Regions from separate parts of the Homo sapiens genome. Here region 1 is linked to region 2. A link is a loop called in an ENCODE intact Hi-C map of the cell type or tissue named here. Cell type or tissue: HepG2. All regions are shown on one strand. Links, peaks and the distances in the headings refer to the core of each region. The heading gives the core; the rest is flanking DNA.

Region 1 (2,902 bases), core at 178-2,677, 99 kb after region 2:
AAATCAAGGTGGGCTGAGGTTTAGCACTGAGGTTAGACAGAATAACTCACAGCAAAACTAGAGCGGTTTTATTTTTCTATTTTAGTTATAGGCACCAGCCCTATATATATATAGCTTAAACTTAATTTGGTGTGTAATTGGGACTAGCTCTTTGGAGCCCTGGGTTATGTGTTTTGGAGCAGCTGAGAAGCGGGGCATGGTGGGGCAGGACATGGTATGTTAATTGGTGGCCTCTGGGACCTGTGAGAGAATTGGATTTAAGTCCCTAGTTAGAGTGAGCTTGGCAGTTTTATTTGAGTCTCTGCGGGCATGTATTGGGGAGACCACCGGTTTGTGCCGGCTGGAGCAGGTTACTCACTCTGTGCCCTGATGCCCGTCTGTGCCTCCCTGGTCAGCATGGTGGCAGGGGGTGGTGGAGGAGCCCAAGAATTTGGGTGGGGGAGGGCCTCTACAAGACTTGGCCTGCCACTTACCTGTAGTAGTTGCATGCTGCTTGGCGCATGGTCCCAAAGAGGGTTTTGCATTTTATTACCAAAGTCTTGATAAAAGGGACTTGGGTCAGAGCAAACATGAGGGGAGGAAAAACAAAGGAAATTAAATGCAAAATCACTGCTGGTGAAAAACCACATGGAGGCCTTGACTTTAATACCGCCAGAGCCGATGGGGGAAGTGGCCCCAAAGAGTCGGAACCGAAGGACGTTGGCCTGGTATTCCTGAAGCCTGGCCCCTCTCCTGTTTAAAAAGAAATTGCCATTTAATTTGTTTCTGAGTTTTATTTCTCAAGTGAACCAGCATGAGGCCATGTAATGAGGTTGTGTTTCTGGGAGGTGTTGAAAGATGGGGAAAGGAGCGAAACCACCAAGCGGGGCTGGGCCACGCCAGGAGTAAGGAGTGGCAGTGGGCCGTGGGAGTCGGCAGCGTTGGGGCTGGAGGGGCAGGCAGGGGCCGTCTGAGGGCTGGCTCCTCTACACACCGTCAGTGGGGCAGGGCTTGCCATTGTGTGGTCGGAGGGTGGGCCAGTTGGCTGGGCCGCCTCACTTGGCTCAAGAGAGGAAAGATGTTTTTTCATCTGGTTTAAAGATCCACAGGGGCTCGCTCAAGCTGATGGAGTGAGATTGCGTGGCTGATGTGAGCCAAGGACGCTTGCAGTTAGAAAGAATCTGAGCCATGGAGAAAAGGAATCCTTGGGCAAGGAGGAGAAGGGGTTTCCCAGAGAGCAGAGGTCAGCTCAGACCAAGAATGAGCAAGTGCATGTAAAGCATCTCGGGAGGTCACTTATATAAAAGGTTGGGCAAGAGATTTCTAGACCAGGGAGCATCAGAGAAGCCTCCAGAGCCTGCCACCCATGGGGCTGCGGCTGTCCTCTGGTGCCGAGACGGCTGTGAGACGCTGGGCTTCTTGGGAAATGACACCTGGGGCATGGGAGCAGATGGGTGCCAAGGTCTTCTTCCCTCTGCACAAAACTGGAGCAAAGTTGCAAAGTGTGAGGCCTCCTGCCACCCTCCCTCTCCTGGCCTCCCGGACAGTGGATGGGGACCTTTGCTCTCAAATGATCCTCCCAGTGGTAACAGAGAGAACCCAGGGTAGCCAGTCCCTCTCTGCCACGTGACCATGCTGTCCCAGCGCTTAGTGTGTGACCCCATGGCACACACACACATAACCCCTGGGGTTCAGGTGGGATCCACCTTCTCTGCTGCCCCAAGCTCTGACTCCGGCTGCCTCCTCCCAGCCTCTGCAGGTGCCGGGTCTACTTGTCTAAAGGCGCTTGGCTTTGTGAGGATTGCGAAAGGCACTCCGCCCATCTGCAGGGCCTCTGTGCATGGCCGTGATGTGCTGTAAATTGGAAGAACAGATTAGTCTGTTTACTACACAACTTTTTTGCACCTGGCGTGCACAGGCTTCATTGTCTCTTCAACAGCCCCAGGAGGGAGTTATTATCTCCATTTTACAGGGTAGTCCAGTAACTTGTCCAAAATGAGCAATCATAGCCACGGCTGCATCTATTGAGCACTTACGATGTGCCAAGGTCTTTGGCCCGTGCCAAGGTGTTTGGATGCTTTATCCCATAGAGGCCTCGTCATAGCTGTTCTTCCTTCTTGCTGTCACCTGCTTGCATGCTCTCCCTGGCTGCCTAGTGCCTGACGAATAACTACAGCAGCCCCTCCCCACACCATTCCCACAACCCCACATGGTATGGCAAGGACAGCGCTAATAAACTTGGTCCTCACAACCTCATGAAGTGGGTACCATGATCCCTGTTGTACAGATAGGCAAACTGAGGCCCCAAGTACAGAACTGACATTGTCCAAGGTCACTCAGAGGGGCTTGTTGGCAGAGCCCTCCTGTTGCTGAAACTCTTCTCTGTCTTCTGTGGGAGAAAGGTCAAGATAGGATCAGTGTGGGGTAGTCACACAGGCCCCCCAATGGCCTCTGCCCCTGGCAGTGTTGCCACTCTGAGCCGGGTCATTGTGTGATCTGGGGCTGTCCCGTGCATGGCAGGATGTGGAGCAGTGCCCCTGGCCTCTGCCCGCTGGGTGCCAGCAGCCCCTCCCCCTCAGTCGTGGCAATCAAAAACATCTCCAGGCATTGCGGGATGTCCCCTGGGAGCCATCACCCCGGGCTGAGAACCACTGGTTGAGAGCCAGGCCTTGAGGGATTCCAAGCTGCGCGAGATGTTCTGGGTGGGGGCATGGGGTGAGGAAAGCTGGGAGGCCAGAGTAGTTCCTGGAGGGGGGTTTGGAGCATTGAGACCCCCCGCCTGGCTGAAGAGCACATGCCCCCAGGACGCTGCAGAACAGTGGGAGGTGCACCACACAGCACCTCAGCCGTCACGTGTTCAAATCCTGGCGTTTCACTGAGCGGCCATGTTCCTAAGCTCTCTGTGCCTCAGACTCCTTACCTG
Region 2 (2,902 bases), core at 403-2,902:
TCCGAGCTTAGATGAGATAACCAAGGAGTAAGTGTAACTGATAAAAGAAGAGGACCAAGGAACTGACCCCTGGGCTTGACAAGGGTCGGCTGAGCATTTACACCACACCCAGCTCTGTGCTAGCAGCCCTGGGAGGCGGTGGATCCGAAGGACACCCAGTTTCTGTCCTCAAGGAACTCAAGAGCCTGTAGGGAAGGTGGAGCGTGCGTCTCATTCACAGACCCGGGGAGCTGTGCCACATGGAAAAAGCTCTGAACCTGAGCCCAGCACCCAGGGCTGAACTGCCCCCACCACCCACTGGCCATGCCTGTGACTATCTCTGAGCCTGAGTTTCCTCCTTCGTAAAATGGAGATAATAATATATCCTGGCAAAGGAGTTGCTTAGAGGATCAGAGAAGGCATGTGCCTAGCACAAAGGAGGCGTCTGGCAACCTGTACAGCCTGTGCTTGTTAGTATCTGCCGGCATGCTCTCCACACCCTCAGCTGGGGGGCCCATCTTCACACATAGTAGCAGTGGGGTTTCCAGAAGCACCAACCCCATGAATGGGCCTGGGGACTCCCCTTGTCCACGGCCCAGCCTCCCTCATGGCTGCCACTACCCCATGTGGGCTGGGGACGTTGGTGGCGAGGTCAAGGCCACTCTGTCCCTTGGAGTAATTGAAGATGACAACATTATTTTGTGTCTCACAGAGACTGGTAGAGATCAAAGGCAGCAAGAAGGAGCTGCTGGGACAGGCAGGAATTCCCTGGCAAAGGCCGCCAATTATTGGAAATTGGCTGTAGTTACAGCTATTACCATTAAGGGCTGCCTGGCTGCCCTACGCTGCTGGAGAGGCGCGTTCTGACAGAGGGTGTGAAAGTGGCCACAGCAGGGTTGGGGGCAAAGAGAATTCCATGGGTTTGCACCTACCACGACTCAGACTTCTCTGTGGATTGCTGTCCCAGAGACAGGCAAAGGCGAGTCTTGGAATATTCTCTGGACAAATAGGAAGAGGCGTCCTGGAGAGATATGTGGGGAGAGAAAGGGGGCTGTAGAGCCCAGCAGGGAGAAAAGCCATGGGCTCATGAGGTCCAGGGAAGAAGAGCTCCAGCAGAAGGGAGAAGAGCACAGACCAGCAGGGAGAAGAGCCATGGGCTCATGGGCTCCAGAGACCAGCAGGGAGGAGGGCTGTGGGCTCATGAACTCTAGAGACCAGCAGGGAGAAGAGCCATGGGCTCATGAGCTCCTGGGACCAGAAGGGAGAAGAGCAGAGACCAGCAGGGAGGAGGGCCATGGGCTCATGAGCTCTAGAGACCAGCAGGGCGAAGAGCAGAGACCAGCAGGGAGGAGGACCGTGGGCTCATAGGATCCAGAGACCAGCAGGGAGAAGAGTCATGGGCTCATGGGCTCCAGAGACCAGGAGGGAGGAGGGCTGTGAGCTCATGGGCTCCAGAGACCAGCAGGGAGAAGAACCATAGGCTTATAAGCTCCAGAGTCCAGGGGAGAGAAGAGCCATGGGCTCATGAGCTCTACAGACCAGCAGGGGGAAGAGTCGTGGGCTCATGACCTCTAGAGACCAGAAGGGGCAAGAGCCTTGGGCTCATGGGCTCTGGCTCATGTTAGCTGAAGCTGTGCCATGGTAGGCATGGGCATCAACGCTCTACTCCTCGATCCTGACCAGAGAGGCACAGCTGTAAACAGTGTGCCAAGGTTAGCTCTCACTTTGGGCATGAGAACAAAGCAAGGCACCTTGGCAGGAGGCAAGACCCTGAGCCAAGCTGAAGGGCCTTGCTGGTGTTTGAAGCCCACTTACTGCCCTGTCCTGGCAGCAACCTAGAAGAGTGGGTCCCAAGGAAGAGGGCAGCCAGTGACTCCCAGAGCAACCCAGGGTGCAGATGAGAATTCCAGCAGGTACCAGGGAGGAGGGGAGGGCATGGCAAAGGAGCAAGCTATTCTTTCAATAACTTCAATAACCTCAGGGATCTTATCTCTGTCTCCTTCGCTTACGAGCTGTGTGAACTTAAGCAAGTTACTTAGCCTCTCTGAGCCTCAGATTCCACATCTGAAAAGTGAGGAAATCATACAAACTAGAATCATACAAGATGGCACGGTAAAATAAGTCATGAAATTATGGTTGCCATTAGTGAAAGGTCCAAGGCTAACCACTTGCTCAGTAATCTGAGAGGGGCCCTTTCTTTTCAAAGTGTCAGTAAAAAAAAGTATAGCCATCAATCACTGGGGGTCTAGTGCATCATCCTGAGATGGTGTCACCTCACCCTCATAGAACGTCAATACTGCAGCATTATTAAGCAAAATGAGGGAGGCTGTTTCAGGAAGGCCTCCATTTTTGCTTTAAAAAATACATGATGAACTAAGGGCTTGGGTAGCAAAGAAGCTCACTGACAGGAACAATATAGATGTCTCATTAATTATGTCAGAAGCAGGTGTGTGGCCACACATGGCTTTCAGGCTCCTGTCATCTGCTTCCGTGGATGCCTTCAAAGCTCTCCTCCAGCATGTTGGCCTCCATGCAGGCTCCATGACCATGAGGCCATGCCATGTGTCTTTCCATCACCAGGTCTTTGATGATAATCTGCCCCCTGACCCATCTCAGAAAGCTCTCCCTATGGCAGGACCACCCCAAGGCCAGCCATGTGGCATGATGGAGAGAGCACTGGCTTGAGAGCCTGGTGACGGAGGGCTTCCTCTGACTATGCCACTCATGGGCTGGATGACCTGGAGGAGTCACTTCCTGTGTCAGGCAGAGTTTGAGGGATGCAAGCAACAGAAACCAATCTGGCTGTAACCTACATGGGAAAGGGCAGACCCAAGAGGGTCTCAGAATTTAAAGGAAAGCAAAGGACCAGACTCTGAAGGCAGAATAAGGCTGTCTGGGGGTGGGGTGGGGCTGGGATCCAAGG

Evidence for each region. Peaks named below come from ENCODE experiments on the same cell type or tissue, not always from the same donor. Only the 100,000 strongest peaks of a DNase experiment are listed, where the experiment ranks them.
Region 1: a loop joins it to region 2, with 2.1 times the contacts of the local background. A loop is called at or near these places in 1 of 110 quality-filtered maps.

What each region holds. Positions count from the first base shown.
Region 1 is chr14:95,236,155-95,239,056 of GRCh38, reverse strand. The region is part of intron 1 of CLMN (calmin); the gene reads left to right. Among named protein-coding and RNA genes, the nearest start is that of DICER1-AS1, 80 kb to the right of the region's middle. In HepG2, for the core only: no CTCF peak of the experiment used is centred there; a DNase peak (open chromatin) is centred at 1,536; H3K4me3 peaks cover 355 bases.
Region 2 is chr14:95,334,997-95,337,898 of GRCh38, reverse strand. It overlaps LINC02292 (long intergenic non-protein coding RNA 2292), which reads right to left. Exons shown (of 3, transcript NR_110127.1): 3 at 2,395-2,902. It overlaps LOC124903371 (a long non-coding RNA gene), which reads left to right. Exons shown (of 2, transcript XR_007064319.1): 2 at 1-2,902. Among named protein-coding and RNA genes, the nearest start is that of LINC02292, 6.9 kb to the right of the region's middle. In HepG2, for the core only: a CTCF peak has its summit at 1,525 (motif pointing right); a DNase peak (open chromatin) is centred at 1,488.